Regions from separate parts of the Homo sapiens genome. Here region 1 is linked to region 2. A link is an interaction called in ENCODE POLR2A ChIA-PET data of the cell type or tissue named here. Cell type or tissue: MCF 10A. All regions are shown on one strand. Links, peaks and the distances in the headings refer to the core of each region. The heading gives the core; the rest is flanking DNA.

Region 1 (10,678 bases), core at 816-8,815, 82 kb before region 2:
AACTGTGTGGACCGCTCATAGACTTGATCATCTTTGCCCCATAACAGTCATTACCATAGGAACACTTAACTTGCAATAAAAGGAAAGGGATCATTTGGAAAATTAAAGCAAATATGAACTAGCTTAATTTTTTTTTTTAATTCTGAAGCTTGCCATCAACTGATGAATGGGTCAACAAAATATGGGATATCCATATAATGAAATATTATTCAGCCATAAAAGGAATAAAGTCCTGGCCAGGCACAGTGGCTCATGCCTGTAATCCCAGCACTTTGGGAGGCCAAGGAGGGCAGATCACTTGAGGTCAGGAGTTCTACACCAGCCTAGCCAACATGGTGAAACCCCATCTCTACTAAAAATACAATAAATAAATAAATAAATAAATAAATAAATAAATAAATAAATAAATAAGCAAGCCAGGCGTGGTGGCATGGGCCTGCTACACAGGAGGCCAAGGCAGGTGAATCGCCTGAACCTGGGAGGCAGAGGTTGCAGTGAGCCGAGATATGCCACTGCACTCCAGCCTGGGCGACACAGCAAGACTCTATCTCAAAAAAAAAAAAAAAAGAAGAAAAGAAAAGAAAGAAATTATGTCCTGATACATGCAGCAACATGGACGAACCTTGAAAACATTTAAGTTAAGCGAAAGAAGCAGTCACAAAGGACCACAAATTTTATGACTTCATGTATATATCTAATGCCAGAACAGGCAAATCCATAGAAACAGAAAGTAGATTGACAGTTGCCTTGGGCATGGGGGAGAAGGCAGAGTGGGGGAAATGGGGAGTGAGAGCTAATGGGTACAGTTTCTTTTAGGGGGTGAGGAAAATGTTCTACAATGGCGATATTGGTTGCATAGTTCTGCAAATATACAAAAAACCACTGAATTATATACTTTAAATGGGTGAACTGCATGGTATGTGACTAAACTTATTTTTTAATTCTGGAGTTTAAATTGGCATAATTACCACTATCTTATCTCTGTGTAACTGCTTTGTATTTTAATTTTGAGTACATTTTATTGGAAAAGAATATACAACTCTGGGAAACAGGCAGGATAAGAATTATTATTCCCATTTTACAGTAAGCAGAGGTCCACAGAGCTTCTGTTTTCTTTCCACTGCCTGGCTGAGTTCCTGCAGGACTCAGGGAAGAATGTAAATTACGGTGGAAGAAGGGGACCACAGGTCTTAGCACCCCAAATCAGGAAGGGATGATAACTAGCTCTTGCCAGATGTCTAGAAATGTTCTGTAGGTGGATCATACAGACATGCTACTAAACAAAAGGCATTGAAAAATGGCAGGTGGATTACTGAAATGTAATTCTTAATAGCATGAAATTCAGGTTAAACAATTTAGCTAAAAATGCAGGGGAGGGGGAAGAGTCACCTCTTTACTTGATATCTGGTGGGGTGAAAATACACCCAATTAGATGTGTCCATATAATTTTCACATCAAACATCCTGTGCTCCCAAAGGCAACTAATGGCACAGCTTGCTATGGATTTTCCCAAGTTTTCAAGAACAGTGACAGCCCTCTTCAACAAAGCCACTTAACATAACACAAGGTTAAAGTGGGAACCGCAAACACTTGCTTTTCTTAATTTACACCTTTCATTTACTTCCCCAGAAATGTCATAAAGGAACCATAGAATTTCTGATGTACTGTCAATAGATGGTTCCTTTCAAGAACAGCATTTAGAAAGAAAATGTGAATAATCCTACAAGGTAATCTGGAGCTATAACTTAAAACAAATAATAATTAGCATTTTGGGAGAAGAAAGATGATTTTGGTCTGGGTCTCTCACTTTAACAACAACAACAAAAAGACTAGTTCAGGTGTGGTGTTTCACGCATGTAATCCCAGCACTTTGGGAGGCAAAGGCAAAAGGATCACTTGAGGCCAGGAGTTCGAAACCAGCCTAGGCAATAGGGTAAGACCCTGTCTCTACAAAAAATAAAAAAGTTAGCCAGGCATGGTAATTCACACCTATAGTCCCAGCTGCTCAGGAGGCTGATGCTGGAGGATTGCTTGAGTCCAGGAGCTAAAGGTTGCAGTGAGCTATGATCAAGTCAGTATATCCCAGCCTGGGTGACAGAGCAAGATCCTGTCTTTTTTTTTTTTTTTTTTTTTTGAGATGGAGTCTTGCTCTGTTGCCTACGCTGGAGTGCAGTGGCGTGATTTCGGCTCACTACAACCTTCGCCTCCTGGGTTTAAGTGATTCTCCTGCCTCAGCCTCCCCAGTAGCTGGGATTACAGGCACGTGCCACCACGCCTGGCTAATTTTTGTATTTTTAGTAGAGACAGGGTTTCACCATGTTGGCCAGGTGTGTCTCGAACTCCTGACCTCAGGTGATCAACTCGCCTCAGCCTCCCAGAGTGCTAGGATTACAGGCCCCGGCTGTAAGATCCTGTCTTTAAAAACAAAATGAAACAAACAAACAAACAAAAAACTATTAGGTAAGTGGAAAACTAGGATTTTGACAAATGCAAATGCAATGACTTCACATTATCTCTTTCACTAACCAGGTAGGATCTAAACCCATGCTGCACCACAGCAAACAAAATTCAGCTCACAGGGAGCTATTCTCTGCACCACAGACCTTTCACAGCTTGAGAAGCTACTAGCTTTTACATCATCATGTCTGTGCAGCTTTAATCTTTTCTCTTTTTTTGAAGAATACCCTAGTAAACCAGAAAGATATTTTTTAAACACATAAAGTAATTGGCAACATTAAAAAAAATACATTTGCAAATTGGGTTGCCATTCATTTAAAGATACTCTTTTTTTCTTTTTTCTTTTTTTTTTGGACACAGAGTTTCGCTCTTGTCGCCCAGGCTGGAGTGCAATGGCACGATCTCAGCTCACTGTAAACTCCACCTCCCAGGTTCAAGCGATTCTCCTGCCTCAGCCTCCAGGAGAGCTCGGATTACAGGTGCCCATCACCACTCCCGGCTAATTTTTGTATTTTTAGTAGAGATAGGGTTTCACCATGTTGGCCAGGCTGGTCTCGAACTCCTGACCTCAGGTGATCTGCCCGCCTCTGCCTCCCAAAGTGCTGGGATTACAGGCATAAGCCACCATTACCCCGCCCATTTAAAGTATTCTTTTCAGGCTGGGCACTGTGGCTTATACCTGTAATCCCAGCATGCTTTGGGAGACTAAGGTGAGAAGATTGCTTCAGCCCAGGAGATCAAGGTTACAGTGAGTTATGATCTGGACAACAGAGCCAGACCCTGTCTCTAAATAAATAAATAAATAAATACTTTCCTATATCTGAGTCTATTCTTTAGTTGCTCAATGAACACATTAAAGCTGAGCTTCTCAGCTTTGGCACTGTTGATGTTTTTGATAATTCTTTGGGAGGGTGAGGGGTTGCCCTAGCAGCATCCCTGCCCTGTGCCCATGAGATGATGACAGAAGTACCCCCTGCCCAGCTGTTACAACCAACACTGTATCCAGATGTCTCCTGGGGAACAAAATTGCCCCAGCTGAAAACTACTGAGGTAAAGGCAACTGGTATGAAAATCTGCCTATGGCGTGGAGGCCCCAGCTTTAAAGTTTATTTGGATCACTGTAGTAGTCAGTAGCAACATTAAAACCATCCCATTCAAATCCAAATACTCAACCGAGATCAGGAAACCCAGCAAAATATGGTGCTGGTGTCAATGTGTGATGAGCCCCGCAGTGATGAGTGTGCAGCCGTCAGCAGTGTGCCAAGGTCCCGCACAGTCCGACAACTCTTTTAAATGTCCCTAATATTTATAAATGTATGAAGTGACAGGATTGACATTAGCAAGATTAATATGTTGCTAATTGACATTAGCAAGATATGGAAGGAGGGGTTCCCATATGTGTTTACGTCTTGTTAAAATCACACAGCTTTAGTAATCTGCTAATCATAATAGCCCAGTCACTCAAGAAAACTCTAACCACCCCCTTTTTGGACAACGGGAAGAGGGGTGTGGGCTGGTGGTAGCAAACTGGCAAAACAATGATATTTTTATCTCTGATCTCTTTAAAGAAATAATCCAAATACAAAATAATAAAGAGTCCATCTAATTCACAAATCCAGAATGTTCTGCATAAAGTAAGTCCAAGTATCTAAAAGATCCAAGATGACGTCTGTGCTCCAGGAAGAAAGGTGCCAGCTTCAACACCCTGGCTGACCTTTGGTGTGTTAGTCAGCCTGCGACCGCCCCAGAAACCACCCAGAGGTGACCAGCTACAGCCAGCTCACCAGCGGCCGACACCAGAGTCAACAGCAGCACCGGATGTGGAATGGACAAACCCCAGACCCAGCACACGACCCTGGTGCCTCTCTTACAGAGCAGAGAAATGCTATAACGTATCATCATTCCTGGGGTGTGGTCTGTTTTCTGGACGCTGCGCCAGCAACTCGCACATGGAGTCGTCCAGGCCGCAAGGATGGGCGGCAGGCAGCAGGGCCAGGCAGTCCGGTGTGGTGAGTCACACTGAGGCCCGCAGGTTGGGAAGCAAATAAAAAAGGAGATCGGGAAGCAGCTCTGCAGGGCGGAGCCAAGAATGTCTTGTGACCTTTGTTTTTTTTTTTTTCTTAAAGACGGGGTCTCACAGTCGCCCAGGCTGGAGTGCAGTGGTGCAATCACAGCTCACTGCAGCCGCAAACCCCTGGGCTCAAGCGATCCTCCCGCCTCAGCCTCCTGAGTAGCTGGAGCTATAGGAGCACACCACCACCCCCAGCTAATTTTTTTGATTTTTTTTTTTTTTTTTTTTTTTTTTTTTTGGTAGAGACCGGGTCTTGCTTTGTTGCCCAGCCTAGTCTGAAACTTCTGGGCTCAAGTGATCCTTCTGCCTCAGCCTCCCAAAGTGCCGGAATTACGGAGTGAGCCACCCTTTTAAATCCAAACACTTTGGTGATCATGAAAATTTAGGCTTTCAGAGTTGACCATCACCAAGATGATAATTCAACATTTCTTTCTCTGGAGGACCCAAGCAGGACAGGGAACAGAGCTTATGAATTCCACCTGTGGTCAACGAGTTGTAGACTGGAAAGACACCTGCTTGAGAAGTGAGGTGGACCACACAGGATGTCTGAGTGCCGATCACCTTTATGTTTCTCTCTATCTCTCTCTCTGTCTCTCTCTCTCTCTCTCTCTCACACACACACACACACACACACACACACACGACCTGGCCCTGCCCTAGGTACACATGGCTGGCCACCAGCACCTAACTAGGGTCCACTTCCATTCCTGGGGACATGAACAGCATAGTTGCTCTAGCTCAGGGGCTGGGAGCATCACTTGGCACTTAACACCTGAATTTATTAAGAAACCTCAAAACCATGGTCTTCACATTTTTACCTGGACAGCAGAAAAGGTCTCAGGCCCAGTGCCATCACAATCATGATGTATGGAGACTCGTGCTGCTTCTTTTTTCATTTCTTCCCAAAAGGCAGGCAAGAAACAACAGATTGCTTGCTACAGATCGAGGCAAGAACCAATACACAACAGCCCGAGTCACCTGTGTGCACCACAAATAAAAACTTCTCATATTCCACTGCCAGTTTCCCAAGCATGCACAAGATTTTGGGTTGGCTCTTTTTATTTAAGTAGTTTAAAAGCAACTGATTGGCTGGGTGTAGTGGCTCACGCCTGTAATCCCAGCACTTTGGGAGGCCAAGGCAGGACGCTCACCTGAGGTCAGGAGTTCGAGACCAGCCTGGCCAACATGGTGAAGCCCGGTCTCTACTAAAAATACAAAAATTAGCTGGAGGCGGTGGCACACGCCTGTAATCCCAGCTACTCAGGAGGCTGAGGCTGGAGAATCGCTTGAACCCGGGAGGCGCAAGTTGCAGTGAGGCGAGATCCCACCACCGTACTCCAGCCTGGGTGACAGAGCAAAACTCCATCTCAAAAGAAATAAAAAATAAAGGCCAGGCGCGGTGACTCACGCCAGTAATCCCTCCCTTTGGAAGGCTGAGGCGGGAGGATCACAAGGTCAGGAGATCTACACCATCCTGGCTAACACGGTGAAACCCCGTCTCTGCTAAAAATACAAAAAATTAGTCGGGCGTGGTGGCGGGTGCCTGTAGTCCCAGCTACTCTGGAGGCTGAGGCAGGAGAATGGTGTGAATCCAGGAGGCAGAGGTGCAGTGAGCCGAGATCGTGCCACTGCACTCCAGCCTGGGCGACAGAGCAAGACTCCGTCTCAAAAAATAAATAAACTAATTAATTAATTAAAATAAAATTAAAAATTTTTAAAAAGCAAGTGATTAAAAAGCTCTTCCACCTCCCTTATTAAAACAGTAATTTATTAAAACAATCATTCTCCTTGGAGAGTACTGCTGAAGCAGAGTGCACCCACAATTCCACTTACTCCAGCATCCACAGTCCCAGCCAGCCCCTGACCTGGAGGAATCCACTCATGGGGGGTGGGGGGGAGTCCTCCAAGGATCTGCACCAATGTGACCTGCCTGATAGTGTCTGTCACATTGATAGTGACCTGCCTGATAGTGTCCCTCCATTGACAGGGTCTCTATTGTGCTAGGCCTATGAGCCTAGGGGCAGCCAACTCACACACAACTCGCCCTGCCATGTCAGCTCTCAGCTTGGTTGCAGTCCAGGCACCAGGAAGGCTTGGTCCCGTGCCCAGTCCCAACACTGATAACATTCCCTACAGCTGCTGCCCAGAACGGAAAAGGTAAAAGATTCCTCCCTCCTGAGTGTGAACTTGGGGAGAGAGGTGGCGGGGGGACGGGGTGAGAATAAAGACGAGAAAAGGAGGGGTTTCCTGAAATTCCCCTGGAGTTCCTTTTAGCACCAAGGGAATCGGTACCATATCTTCATGTCTGTTCTGGGATCTCAGAGACAGACTCTCAAGCTTCTCTTGCTCCAGTGGACCCTCAAAGCAAAAACTCTCCCATGTCCTCCTGCAGCATTTAACCCTCTGCTTGCCAACACAGCAGTCACAAGGTATTAAAAAGGAGGAAGCACTCCATCTGAAGTCCTGGGCTAACCCAGCAAACATTCTACCACTAAATAGAACATGGCTCATTTCTACTCAAAAAGTCAACTGGGGGTTTCTACATTCTGTCTTCTTGTAGCAAAGCGGGTAGGGAGGCAGGGTGGAAGGAAGCAAGAGAACAGTGAGTTCCAGAAGGCCAAGCCTAGGGCGACATCTGAGCTAAGATTCCATCAAAAACCCTTCCATTTGCTAAGTGAAAGAAGTCAGTTACAAAAGACCACGGGCCTATGATTTCATCTATATGAAATGTCCAGAATAGGCAAATCCATAGATGCAGAAAATATATTAGTTGTTGCCTAGGACTGTGGGACTTAGGGAAAATGGGGAGTGGCTACTAGGAGACACGGGGGTTTTGTGGAAGGTGATGAAAATGTTCTAAAATTGACTGTGACGATGCTCGCACAACTCCTGAATCTACTACAACCACTGAATTGCATGCTTTAAATGGATGAATTGTAAGGTATGTGAATTATATCTCAATAACTGTATAATTTTTTAAGAAGGAGGGTTCCTTGCTTTAACTATAGCAAATAGAGCTTTCACTCTCCCCTGGCTGAAAATTTCCTAAAGATCATCTGGAAGACCCTTAGCAATATTTAGGTAAGCTATTAATGTGCTTGAGACTTCAGTACCTTCTGTGGGGATGATAGTATCTACTCCAAAATGTCACGAGGATTAAGTTTCAAGATGCACCTAAAGAGCCTAGCACAGTGCCTGGCACATGATGATTCCCGCAGGGCTCTCCTTTATGGGAAAGCCTTGACGCGGGTCCCGCAGATGGGCCATAGCAAGCAGCTAGGATCTGTTTGGGATTACATGAGATTCTACAGGAAAGTGGTGTCCCCAAACATTTATTAGCTCAAAATATGCAGGGAAAGCGAGGAAATGAATACTGAACACCCAGCAGATACCAGACAAAGGGCTAAGAACCTTATACCACTCGTTAATGCAACATTAAATTAATTAATTCATATATATATATATATATATAAATTTTTTTTTTTTTAAGACGGAGTCTCACTCTGTCGCCAGGCTGGAGTGCAGTGGCACCATCTCGGCTCACTGCAACCTCCGACTCACTGGTTCAAGGGATTCTCCTGCCTCAGCCTCCCGAGTAGCTGGGATTACAGGCACTTGCCACCACACTCAGCTGATTTTTGTATTTTTAATAGAGACGGGGTTTCACCATGTTGGCCAGGCTGGTCTTGATCTCCTGACCTCATGATCCACCCGCCTTGGCCTCCCAAAGTGCTGAGATTACAGGTGTGAGCCACCATGCCCGGCCCAATAATTTTTTTAAAGACTGACTCCTGCTACCTCCCACAGTGATCTCCCTGACACCGACCAGCCATGTGATCCAGTGGGAGCCGCTATCTTACGCTCACCAAAGCATTCTTGCCACTAGTATTCTTGAATATCTGGTTTTACAAAGGAATCTCAATCAGGCCGATGAATCAGCTCTTGCAGATCTCAACTGTACCAAGCAGACACGAGAACCTGTGAGGGAGTGGCTGAAACATCCAGCGAGGGGCCCTCAATGAATACACTGTACACTGACTACATACACAGTCTCTGAATGGGCAGAAGGCCAGACTAGTCTATGCCTTTTAAACACTTCCCAATTCCATTTCTAAATAATGTCTGAATGTCAATGGTTGTTCAGATGGCCCCAGCACATCCTCCTGGACGGGTTAGGCAAGCAGAAATAAACAGCCTTCAGTTATAGATACTGGCTGGGCACGGCAGCTCACGCCTGTAATCCCAGCACTTTGAGAGGTAGAGGTGGGCGGATCACTTGAGGTCAGGAGTTCGAGACCAGCCTGGCCAACATGGTGAAACCCTGTCTCTACTAAAAATACAAAAATTAGCCAGGCGTGGTGGTTGAGCACCTGTAATCTCAGCTACTCAGGAGGCTGAGGCAGGAGAATTGCTTGAACCCAGGAGGTTAGGTTGCAGTGAGCTGAGATTGCACCACGGCACTCCAGCCTGGGTGTAGGAGCGAGACTCTGTCTAAAAAAAAAAAAAAAGAATATGAGTTACAGACACTGTTGCACCCTCTGAGCTGGACACAACATTTACAGCGCCCACCGCAACCACCATCCCCTTCCAAGGGGGCGTACCCCATCCCGGGCCCCTCCAAGAGACGGCCAGCCCTGGGCCCTCCTTTCTAAACCATATGACATTCCTCCCTGCTAACTGGGCCAGAGGAAACACCTGACCCCAGGACACCCATGTCAAGGATGAACAGCAGTTGGTGATGCTACTTGGCACAAACACCCCATCCAAAGAAGGGTAGGCAGGGCCTAACTCTTGTTCTTGGTGGTGGTTGTTGTTTTAATTGGGAAATTAAAAAAAAAAAAAGAATTGGGAGCCAACGGTAAAGGGATGTAAGGAGGAGTCCAAGAGTTGGAAGGGGTCTGGCAGCATGCGAATGGCCAAAGTTCAGAGTGCGCAGAAGCTGAGAGATGGAGAATGAAGGTACAAGTACAGCAAGGGGGCCTGCGGACGGGACGAGCTTCCAGAAGAGAGAGCCCAAGGGAACAGCCAAGCACATCATGGCTGAGCCTGAAAGAGAAGGGTAGTCAATTCCTGCCACAGAGGTCCCTGAAACAGCCTGAGGTCCAGGACAGTGCTCCACGTCTGGGCCTCCCAAGGCCAATGTCCAGCTGCCCGTGTTTAGTGTTTGAACTCTGGTGCTGTGAATTCTGGTGTCCATCTCTGCGAGGCCCAGCTGCCATGGCATGGCAGGGTAGAGGTGTATCATACTCTCCACATGACTTACAAGAACCCAGCCATGTCCCCTTGTTTCCAAAAGGCCACCTCCCATCCCTCTCCCAGCATCCTGGCTTGCTCACGAGGGCTTCTGGGTAACCGCCTTTTGGATGGGCCAATCACTGGCTAAATGTCACTAACAAAGTGTCCTCACACATGGGCTGTCAACAGCAAGCAGTGCAAGAATAGAGACGGCAGCGGCTCCAGCAGCCTTTTTGTCCAAAAAGTTGTTCTATTTTGTCCAGTCATAGCACTTTATTCAAAATAGGAAGGTGGTATATACTTCATTAGCCACTTTTTTGAAAGGAGAGTTATATCTAGAGTGTTTTCACGTGTGATCAATGGCCTCCTAGGACTGCATCTCCTAAGCGGGTTTAATAAGCACTTCATACTTTAAAAAACAACACTGTTTTGAAAAGGACATCAGAGTCTAACTGAGGTCCATAAAGTTATATTAAGTGTCACGGAAGAAGACTCGCACCCAGGTAAAGAGGTTTTTTAAAGGGTACCAGGAGATTCAAAAGAGAGCAATTTAAGGAAAATCCTGGTTCTCAAAGATTATGAGCCCCTGTCTACTTATCTTCTTTTCCATTTTGTACTCTAGCCCCCTCCCACCAAAAATACAAACAAACAAAACCCACAGATCACTAAACCTCTAAGTGTCCGAGCTAAAGGGACAAAAAGAAGGTCATATATAACCCTCCCCACTTAAAAAAAAAAAATGTTCAACCATGAGGCAGAGCATGCCAAGACTTGCTCAAGGTCACATGGCAAGTTTCTAACTGGGCTAAGGACTCGGGCTGTCTGGGTCTCAGCCGAGGACTCCTTCCCCTTTATGCCTTAGAATTTATTTTTCAACACACTGAAAGTTTCCTTGAAATCTAAACGTAATTATAT
Region 2 (10,678 bases), core at 1,316-9,315:
CAGCTCCTCACCACACCAACATCACTTTCCACCATCATGGCGGAGCATGAACCTCTCCTTTCCTCTCTCTCCCCAAGCCAAATGCTAACATCTCTGAGAAGCACAGTCTCCCTGCAGTCCCAGAAGAGCAAATGCCCTTGCAAGGTCCCCCAAAGCTGTAGAAATTCCCACCTCTAGAACCCTAGACTCTGGTCCCAGCTCAGCCTTTTAACGAACCATGACTTTCACTTCCCTCAGTGGAGGTTGAAGGAAACCATCTCTTTGGCCCCTTTTGGGTTCTGACTGAACAGCTAAACCTACACATTGGCCTTCAGGCTTCACCAGCACTGATCACTGGCCGGAAATCCCAGGTGCCCTCCAGAAGTCAGCTTAGGAGAGAGAAGGTAGTCAACCGTGGTCACTAATGAGCACTGTGGCTTCCATCAAAGGTCCTGACCAAAGCTTATGCTATTGGTTCCAACACTAAATGCTGAAGGCCAAGGTGAGGGGGGCCCTGGTTTGAGAGTGCAACCATCTGGATCCTGGGGTTTCCCTCCAAGGCCTGACATGTTGCATCTCTCCATAAAATATTTCCTTTAGTATCTTAGGTGCAGAGACCACAACATGGCCCCTTTTTTAGGTTTCCCATGTAAAATATTGAGGCTCTCCTCGGGCATCACCGAAAGCAGCATCTTTTCTTGATGCCATAATAGAGACCCTTGACAAGGGCCCCATATCACTTCGGTCGCCATATCCGAGAGGCTCATCCTCCTCCGAGAGTCATTTTTCTCAATGCACAACATTCACTTCTTTGCTTATTCTTTCACTGGGGACAACACAGCCTGATGAGCTCTAGAATACTAACCTAGGCTGCACCCCTAGCTGGCCTCTTCCTCACCTGTAAAATGGGATCCTCTGTAAATGAATGCCCACCGCATAGGATCAAGCTGTAAATGAGTTAATGAATGTAAAGTCCTTAGTCCATGCTGAGCACAAAATTTTTAAATAAATGTTTAAGTGGGAAATTTAAAAAATCTCAGCTCCTAGAGGCTCACAGCTATATCCCTACAGTCACTGGAAATTTGAGGCAAAGATTAAATAACTTATTTACTCACAGATATTTCTGGAGCCCCTAGACAATGAAGATGAAGCTGCAGACAGATGCTCCCTACCCTCATCAGGGATGGGGAAGGGAAGGGACTGCCAAATAAAGGAAGAGGCCAGGGCATGATCACGACTCTGAAGGAACCCCAGGGGCAGGCGCCAGCAAGCAGTGACTCTCAGGAAAGGGAGGTTTCCCAGAGGGCCTCTCCGAGGGAATGACCTTTAGGCTAATTTAACCAACACACCAGGCAGTAGTGGGCTTAGGAGAAGATAATTTGAGTCACAGAATAGCCCAGGTGAAAGGTCCTTCTAGATCAATCCCTTGTTCTGAGCTGCCTGATGTGGGGTGACTCGCCTGAAGTCACAGTGATACTCTGCAAGAACCGGCACAGTTCAGGGTCTCCCACTCCCAGTTACGCCTCCCGCTGCACCACCGGTGTCCAAGGAATTGCATGAACGTGGACAGCCTCTGTCCAGAGAGAGCAGGTGGTCACTCCCATCTCCAGGGCTGAGACAGAGAAACAACAACCAAGCAACGAACTCCAGCCACTGTCAGGAGACTTACAAATATCTCACCAATGGCCTCTGTGGGTAATGATGTGGTTTGCTTGAAACAAAAAAACGTAAGGCCGAACTTTGCCTACTGGGAGATTCTTCACCTCTAGCCCAGTCCCAAGTCAATCATCCCAAAGTTTCCTTCCACTCACTGGCCCGAGGCCTGGGTTCCCATCTCTACCCAGAGAGCAGCCCAGGGGTTCCCCTGAGGAGGAGGGTGGATCTAACATGACAGCCTTTTCTTTTCATTTGTTTTGAGACACAGTTTCGCTCTTGTTGCCCAGGCTGGAGTGCAATGGCATGATCTCCGCTCACTGCAACCTCAGTCTCCCAGGTTCAAGCGATTCTCCTGCCTCAAGCCTCCTGAGTAGCTGGGATTACAGGCGCCCACCACCAGGCCTGGCTAATTTTTGTATTTTTAGTAGAGATGGGGTTTCGCCATGTTGGCCAGGCTGGTCTGGAACTCCTGACCTTAGGTGATCTGCTCGCCTCAGTCTCCCAAAGTGCTGGGATTACAGGCATGAGCCACTGTGCCTGGCCTTCTTTTTTTTTAACAGGGTCTCACTATGTTGCCCAGGCTGGTCTCAAACTCCTGGGCTCAAGTGATCCTCCTGCCTCAGCCTCCCAAACCACTTTTTATAACCACTTTTTAAATATTGTTTCTGGCAATCAAAAGTCACATTTTGCTGTGCTGCCTAACACAACTGGTACATCACAGAACCCAAGGTTTTAAAAGTTTGGCAGCTCCCCAAAATGTTAAACAGTTATTTATTATATGACCCAGCAATTCCACTCATAGGACTATACCCAGGAGAAATGAAAACATGTCAATACAAAAATTTGTGCAAAATGTTCATAGTAGTGTTACTCATAATAACCAAAAACAGATAAATGAATAAACAAAATGTCTATCCATACAATAAAATATTATTTGGCCATAAAAAGGAATGACATACTGATAGATGCTACAATACTGGATGAACCTTGAGAACCGTATGCTAAGTGAAAGCAGACAGACACAAAAGCCCATAGATTTTATGATACCATTTATATGAAATGTCAAGAACAGGCAAATCCACAGTGATTGCCAGGGGCTGGGGGGAGAGGAAATGAGGAGTGACTGCTAATGGGTAAGGGAGGTTTCTCCTCGGGGGTGAGGAAAATGTCCTGGAGTTAGAGGGTGTGGATGACTGCACAGATCTGTGACTATACAGAAAATCACTCAATTGTACACCTCAAATAGGTGGATTTTATGGTTTCTAAATATCTCAGTAGAGCTGCTACTTTCTTTTTTTTTTTTTTTGAGACAGAGTCTCGCTCTGCCGCCCAGGCTGGAGTGCAATGGCATGGTCTCAGCTAACTGCAACCTCTGCCTCTCAGGTTCAAGTGATTCTCCTGCCTCAGCCTCCTGAGTAGCTGGGTCTACAGGCATGCGCCACCACGCCCAGCTAATTTTTGTATTTTTAGTAGAGATGGAGTTTTACCATGTTGGCCAAGCTGGTCTCGAACTCCTGACCTCAAGATCCGCCCGCCTTGGCCTCCCAAAGTGCTAGGATTACAGGCGTAAGCCACCGTGCCCAGCCACTACTTTCAAAAAAAAGAAAGAATAGACCTGAGGTTTGGCCCAAGACAGCTTGCGAGGCAAGAGGTGTCGTTTTTGCCCTGTCCCTCTCTTGTAGAGGGGATTCATCGTCCAACACTGTGTTTTAAGTGCTTGCTGGGATAACTTACAGATAACGATAAGCCCAGGTGCACCCTGAGGAATCTTGCAACCTAGGTACAGAGGCCCAATGCAAAGCAGAAGCAGGAGACAGCCCATGGCAAAAGCATTTTCTTTTTTTTTTCTTTTTTTGAGACAGAGTCTCACTCTATCACCCAAGCTGGAGTCCAGTGGTGTGATCTCGGCTCACTGCAACTTCTACCTCCTGGGTTCCAGTGATTCTCATGCCTCAGCCTCTCGAGTAGGTGGGACTACAGGTGCCCACGACCACACCCAGCTAATTTTTGTATTTTTAGTAGAGACAGGGTTTTACCATGTTGGCCAGGCTGACCTCAAGTGATCCGCCTGCCTCGGCCTCCCAAAGTGCCGGGATTACATGCATGAGCCACCGCGCCTTGCTGGCAAAAGCATTTTCACATGTGTGTTAATAAAGACCCATTCTCCAGGTCCTGCCCCTGGAAGACTCTGATTCACAAAATGGAGTGGGGAGAGGACACGTGACAAATCTCAGTTTTGAGAAAGTTAAGAATTACATGATCAGAAAAGTCAGGGGGACGTTAGAAATACAAGACAGTGGCCGGGTGCGGTGGCTCACGCCTGTGATCCCAGCACTTTCGGAGGCCGAGGCGGGTGGATTATGAGGTCAGGAGTTCAAGACCAGCCTGGCCAAGATGGTAAAACCCCATCTCTACTAAAAATACAAAAAATTAGCCAGGCGCGGTGTCAGGCACCTGTAATCCCAGCTACTTGGGAGGCTGAGGCAGGAGAATCGCTTGAACTCGGAGGGCGGAGGTTGCAGTGAGCCGAGATCGTGCCACTGCACTCCAGCCTGGGTGACAGAGTGAGACTCCGTCTCAAAAAAAAAAAAAGAAAGAAAAATATAAGAGAGTAACACTGCATTCCGGAGTCACAGAGGGGGTCTGCTTGGAGGTCCAGTCCTCAGGAGGGGTTTCCAGGGGCCAGAACCAAAGCATGGAGTCTTCCTCGAGAAACTCCAACCACCTCCTATCCTGAGTCCTAGGACTCTCTCTTCCCTCCCAGGAGCTCCGGGCACTTGGTAAAGATAACGCAATCTTAGCACCCTGCAGCCTCCGGCTCCCGTAGGCCCTGCTGGGCAGGCTGCACTCCTTTTGATTCCAGAAATGTTCGCCCAGCACTCGGGCAATTGGCAGTGAGCTGGAACTCGAACCCAGGAATCCCAACGCCCACAGATTCTCACCTCCAGCTCCAACAAAGGCCTCTCTGTCGGGTCTGGGTGTCTCCCGGAGGGCATGCATCCCTCCCAGGGCTGGGGGGCGGAGGCGAGGGTGGCGTGCGGAATGGAATCTATGCTACCGACGCACATTCACTGCTTCCCAGGTTGCCCAATCCCACTGCCTGAGGGGACGGATGGGCAGAGCTTTCTCTGCGCTTGGCAAGGGGTGTCCTGGAGGGACTGAGGCCCTAGACCACTCACGCCTCTGCCCCCCACCCCTCCTCAGGCTTCACTGCTCTCTGAGTCCAAGGCCTGACCAACAGGCCGCCTGGAGTCTGCATCCTGCCAGGGTAACAGGGCTGGGAATGAACAACGGAGCTCTTGTTCAGACATGCTTTGTAGCCAATGAGGTTACCCTCTGGAAATACTTCTAAATAAATAGAAAAGCCAGCCCATCCTGAGGTCTATATGCAGCCTGGCTTTTGGTGCAATGTACACCCTGGGGGCGTTTCACCCCTCCCCGGCCCCAACAGCCACCTCTGTATGTGGCTCATTCCACCTTCACAGTGATGTTTCCTCAGGAATCAGAGGCAGAATCCATAGGTTCGCCAGTGTGGGGCCGGGAAGCAGAGTGCCCCACGTGCCCTACTCCTTCCAAGGCTCCCTCCCCAAAAAGCACAAGGAGGAAAGGTCAGCTACAGCTGAACAGACCGACAGGGGCCTTCTCCAGGAAAACAGCAGCAGCCTGCGCTGTCTCTGCTCCATATGTAACAAGCCCTGACTAGATGGTGGGGACCATCTAAAGAGAGCTGGCTGTCCCTGTAGCAGCCTCTGAGCCTGACTCCCCTTGGCGGTGGCAGAGACTCACCCCATGGCTCTTCTCATCCTGGGGGAGGGGTTCCCCACTTTCTTTTTTTTTCTTTCTTTTTTTTTTTGAGATGGAGTCTCGCTCTGTCGCCCAGGCTGGAGTGCAGTGGGGCGATCTCGGCTCACTGCAAGCTCCGCCTCCCGGGTTCACGCCATTCTCCTGCCTCAGACTCCCGAGCAGCTGGGACTACAGGTGCCAGCCACCACGCACATAGAGACGGGGTTTCATCGTGTTAGCCAGGATGGTTTCGATCTCCTGACCTTGTGATCCGCCCGCCTCAGCCTCCCAAAGTGCTGGGATTATAGGCATGAGCCACCGCGCCCGGCCAGGGTTCCCCACTTTCAAACCACTCAGGAGCCTGGGGGTACAACCTCACATGGATACAGGATTCCACCCCCCTAGCAAGATCTCTGTTAGCTTCCCCAGTTCCCAGAGAGGGGAAGTGGGTCCCCAAAGGTGCTGAGACAAGCCAGGCAGTCCGAGTCTGGCCCACAACTTTGGCATGTCCACTCCACCTGGCAAGAAGGGATCCAGAGGCTGAGAGTTCCCAAGGAAGGCTGCAGAACTCACCTCGGGAAGAGTTCCAGGGAGAGAGGCAGTCCTGAGCTGGAAAAATAGGGATTTCAACACCAACTGACCAAAACACCAATGGATCAGTCTCCAATTGAAAAGCCTGTCTTGGGTAGCATTTTTCTCCCCAGAGGGCTTCCATCAAACGGTCTGTCTTGGCACTCAAAACCCATTGAGATGAGTACGGAAACGTTATTACCATTTTAAAGGTGAGAAAGTGGCTTGGCCATGTAAAAGACCTATAAGCAGCTTGGCTAGCTAATTTTTTTTATTTTTTATTTATTTATTTATTTATTATTGAGACAGGGTCCCACTCAGTCATCCAGGCTGCAGTGCAGTGGCACAATCACGGCTCACTGCAGCCTGGACCTCCTGAGCTCAATCGCCCGCCCACCTCAGCCTCCCCAGTAGCTGGGACTACAGGCATGCACCACCATGCCCAGCTAGATTTTGTTTTGTTTGTAGAGACAGGGTTTTGCCATGTTGTCTAGGCTGGTCTCGAATTTCTGGGCTCAAGCGATCCACCCACCTCAGCCTCCCAAAGTGCTGGGATTACTGGCATGAGTCATGCGCCTGGCCAACTAGCTAATTTTTTAGCAACCTTTAGGTTCCTGAGATTGTCTCTGCCCAGAAACTTACGGGACGGGGATGTATGCTGGGGAAAAGGTTGGGGGAGAAAAAATATTTTACAAACCTGAACTGCTCTGTTATTGAATGAATATAATTAAAAGTATACCCTCCAAGCAACAGGAAAAAATAATTCATGTGTCTAAGCTGAGATACCCTGGAAACTTGCAGGAGGACAATCACTAATAAAACACTCCTGGTCCCCACTGCTATGTGTCTAATTCCATGAAGAAATGACTGTAGCCACGTGCAGGAGTCCTGAGAGGCAGGCAATTGTCTTTATATTATTAACAGTAATGGGAAACGTACTACCAGGAATAATCATTTCTGCAACGTGCCAACCTGAACTTCCATTTCACTGTATGAGCTCCTGGGGCATCAAAGCCAACACATTCGCAGAAGCGCTCAATGAAAGGAGGAGGGGGAAGAGAAGAAAGCCCAGCCTTCTGCCCACCACCCTCCCCTCACCCCATCTATTAGAAAATCTATTTCTAAATAAATCATGAGGAAGCCCAATCTGCAAAATCTTCCATAGTACTAGGTGAGCCAGAACCCCCTGAAACACCACAACAACATTTTAGATCTAAATCTCAACATTTCATCTACCCCACCTTGGTCCAAATTAAATGAAATGCTATCACGCTGCTGTGTTTTAAAACAGTGTCCGAGAAGGTAGAAAAGGTTACCCACAGCAAGCAAGGACTGCCATCCTCACCATAGCAACGCGCCTATTTATAATATGGTCTACCTGCATCAAAGGCTTGTGCAGACACTCAAGGCAAGTCTAGTGCTACATCCCAGCCTGAAGATGAAGCCGCAAACTCTCATGAGCATGTCAGTGAAACACTTCCAATTACATTACATGCCATAATTATTAGCATTGACTAGCAATTTTTTTTTCTTCCTGCTCATATAAGAGTAAAGGGGAAGATGAATTAAGACAGTTTCTAGGACATAGAAGAAACCCAGCATGTAACTTTATAAAGTGTTTTGGCTTTTTTTCTTTTTTTTTTTTTAATGGTGAACTCCAGAGGCAGAGACAGGAAAGGGGGGTTGCTAAGGGAAGCCAGACCTGAGGCTGCGAGTCCTCACCAATGTCACGTGCAAGGCCTCAGTCACTCCAGCCAGAGAGGGAAATTCCAGAGTAACCCAGCTTCAGGTCTATACTGGACCTTGGAAAAAAGAGGCTTTCATTTTACAGGGAGACACAGGAACCTACATCTGATTATTCACTTGCAAAAGGATTCTGATTCACCTTGAGGGTTCACGTTAGCATTCTCAAAGAGAAACCCACCTAGACTCCCAGCAGCTGCCTCTCCCTTTGCATGTCAACATAGCAACCGCAGAGCATGACAGGACCCGAGCCTCAGACAAGGCCCAGACTCAATCCAGCGCTGCCACTTGCTAGCTATGTATCCCTGGGCAAGTCCCCTACCTTCTTTGAAATTCTGTTTTCTTATCTGTATAACGGGGATGATGTTTAAAGGCATTGTGAGTGTTATGTTGCAATATATAATGTCCATATATAGAGAAACTGGCAGATAGAGCTCAAAAAACACCTATTCTTTTTTCTTGTTGCTATTAAGGTTATTTCTGGAGGAATGATTGCTGAATAAACAAAGCGTGAGTTCCTACACAAGATAGAACCACAAGAGGACCTCAAAAATGTGAGCTTTCCCCTCTCTTAACATGCACATCACGGAATAATGCCAGCCCCATTTCATAACTGGAAAAATTGAGCCTAGGCTCATATTTGCATTAGTGATAATACTAAGGTTCAAACTGGTGTACAGAAAGGAAACTAAGAGAAAATTAAAGGGTGAGTGGCCCACTCGGCCTATCTCCAAAAGGAACCACAGATGGGAGGCAGGTAGAGAGTGACCCACACTATTCTCATTTAGTCAAGTGGAAGAAAGATAAAAAGGACGCCTTGAGCCAAGGGAAGTGGTACATAAGACAGAAGCTCAAAACAACACACGGGCCAGGTGCAGTGGCTCACGCCTGTAATCCCAGCACTTTGGGAGGCTAAGGCGGGTGGATCACCTGAGGTCAGGAGTTCGAGACCAGCCTGGCCAACATGGCAAAACCCCATCACTACTAAAAATACTAAAAATCAGCCCAGCCTGGTGGCAGGCACCTGTAATCCCAGCTACTCGGGAGGCTGAGGCAAGAGAATTGCTTGAACCCAGGAGACAGAGGTTGCCGTGAGCTGAGAGCCACTGTACTCCAGCCTGGGCAACAAGAGCAAGACTCTGTCTCAAAACACACACACACACGGGATTCACAGTCCCAAACACCCTCCTCTGATAAGTGTTATCTTTTTCCCAGTAAACTGTACATTCCTAAAGGGCAGGGATATGTTGCTGTATCTAGGATGCCTAGGTATGGCAATGGGTACATTACAGATCCTAAATAAGTATTTGTCTCTGGTGCGTTTTTTTTCCCCCATTGAGGCATTTTTATTTTATTTTTATTTATTTATTTATTTATTTTTTCATGGGTGTATTACACCCCTAGAAAAAGAATCCCAGGCTTTTTCCTCCTGTGTGTTTTCATCTCATCTCTTTGTGGTCCATGATGCCAGCTGAGGTCAGCACAATGCAGGCCAGCTGCTGGGACAGGAGCAGATGATTCTGCCATCTTTTTAGATCTTTGAGCTGCACATCAAATCTCCAGCTGACCACTTCACACTTGATAACCTGCCTGTGAGGTTCATCACAATCTTCCCTGCTTCGTGATGATCGGTAATTTCAAATTCGTCAATGCACCCATGCTTCATCATCACACTTAGAAACTGGACGACTCTGGAGCTCCACCTGAGAAGAACCTGGTGTTTGCTTCTCTTTCCCACATTGTTGACGCTCTTGAGAGCATCCGCCAGGACATTCACATACACCGTTATGGTAGTAAAAGGAGATTTGTTTATTTTGAATGCATTTGGGGGAAAAAAAAAAAAAAAAAACTTCTGCTTCCTGGAAGCTCCCCAGAAGTGGCTTATTTAAAAAGCAAAAGATACAGTATCATTTCATTTCATTATCACAACAATCCTTGGAGGGAGACAGTTTTACTATGCCTATTTTACAGACAAGGAAACTGAGATTTATTTGCTGCAGGTCATATAAAGTCACAAAGTAGCAAAGCTAGGATTCAAAGACAGGTCTAACTCTACAGTCAAGCTCTTAACTACCTCCTTTATCTTGATGTTTCTCTTGGCACATCAAGTGTATCTCGAATAGTTCTTAGCTACCAGAAGATGCTCGGTAAGTATTTTTAAAATAGAAACAAAAGAAATGAACAACTCGGGTTGTCGTTTCCAGTGCCCACAAAAGCCTAGATCGACCATAGCAGCGAATGCTTCAGCTTAAGCCTTGCAAATGACATGAGTAATTCTTCACAGCAGACATTCTGGAAAGAATTCAATGCATGTCTTCACCCACCAATATCTGCAAGAAAAAGCCCAGGAGCAAAAACAGTGACATAAAACAGGCTGGACTTGTTCAGGTCCAGGTATTAAAATTATACTGAACTAGAAACTTCCAAAACAGGGATCCAGTATGCCCAGAGAAAAAGGAGACGGAGGTGAGTGCAGCTCCCACTTAAGTGGGGTTCTCAAACATGACACTTCCTCAAAATCTTCCCAGGGAGGTGTGGAGGCTGCAAGAAAGGGAGGTACACAGAAAATGCTCTAATACATCCTCTTAACCACAGCCTGAGCATTTTTCCACCAGAGAGAAACACCAAGTGCAACAACAGTGACTTATAAGTGTGCAGACCGATTATAGCTTTACTTTCAAAAGAGCTTTGATTGATCTTTTTTGATAGACCTGAAATAAATTAAACTAGATTGACTCACTTGAGAATGGACTCTAATCCCTTAGTCAGATCCCAGAGAACTCAAACCAAACCAGCTGTTAATTTAGGCTTTATAAGATAAAGCATGAGAAATCCAAGTTGATGTACCCCAGAGCAAAGCTTACATCATCTCTGTAAGCAATCAACTCACTGCTTCTTTTAGGAACTAATCAGTTCTTGGGTAAGTGGGTGCCAAGCCTGTACTCTC

The links. Peaks named below come from ENCODE experiments on the same cell type or tissue, not always from the same donor. Only the 100,000 strongest peaks of a DNase experiment are listed, where the experiment ranks them.
Region 1: POLR2A ChIA-PET joins it to region 2 with 14 read pairs; 6 of 35 experiments call an interaction of 5 or more read pairs at or near these places.

The regions. Positions count from the first base shown.
Region 1 is chr10:113,067,592-113,078,269 of GRCh38, reverse strand. All of the region lies in intron 5 of TCF7L2 (transcription factor 7 like 2), which reads right to left. Among named protein-coding and RNA genes, the nearest start is that of SNORA87, 28 kb to the right of the region's middle. RefSeq lists enhancers at 1,427-2,020, 3,331-4,100. In MCF 10A, for the core only: no CTCF peak of the experiment used is centred there; a DNase peak (open chromatin) is centred at 4,359.
Region 2 is chr10:112,986,318-112,996,995 of GRCh38, reverse strand. All of the region lies in intron 4 of TCF7L2 (transcription factor 7 like 2), which reads right to left. It also overlaps the pseudogene RPS15AP30. Among named protein-coding and RNA genes, the nearest start is that of TCF7L2, 41 kb to the right of the region's middle. In MCF 10A, for the core only: no CTCF peak of the experiment used is centred there; DNase peaks (open chromatin) are centred at 4,715 and 6,555.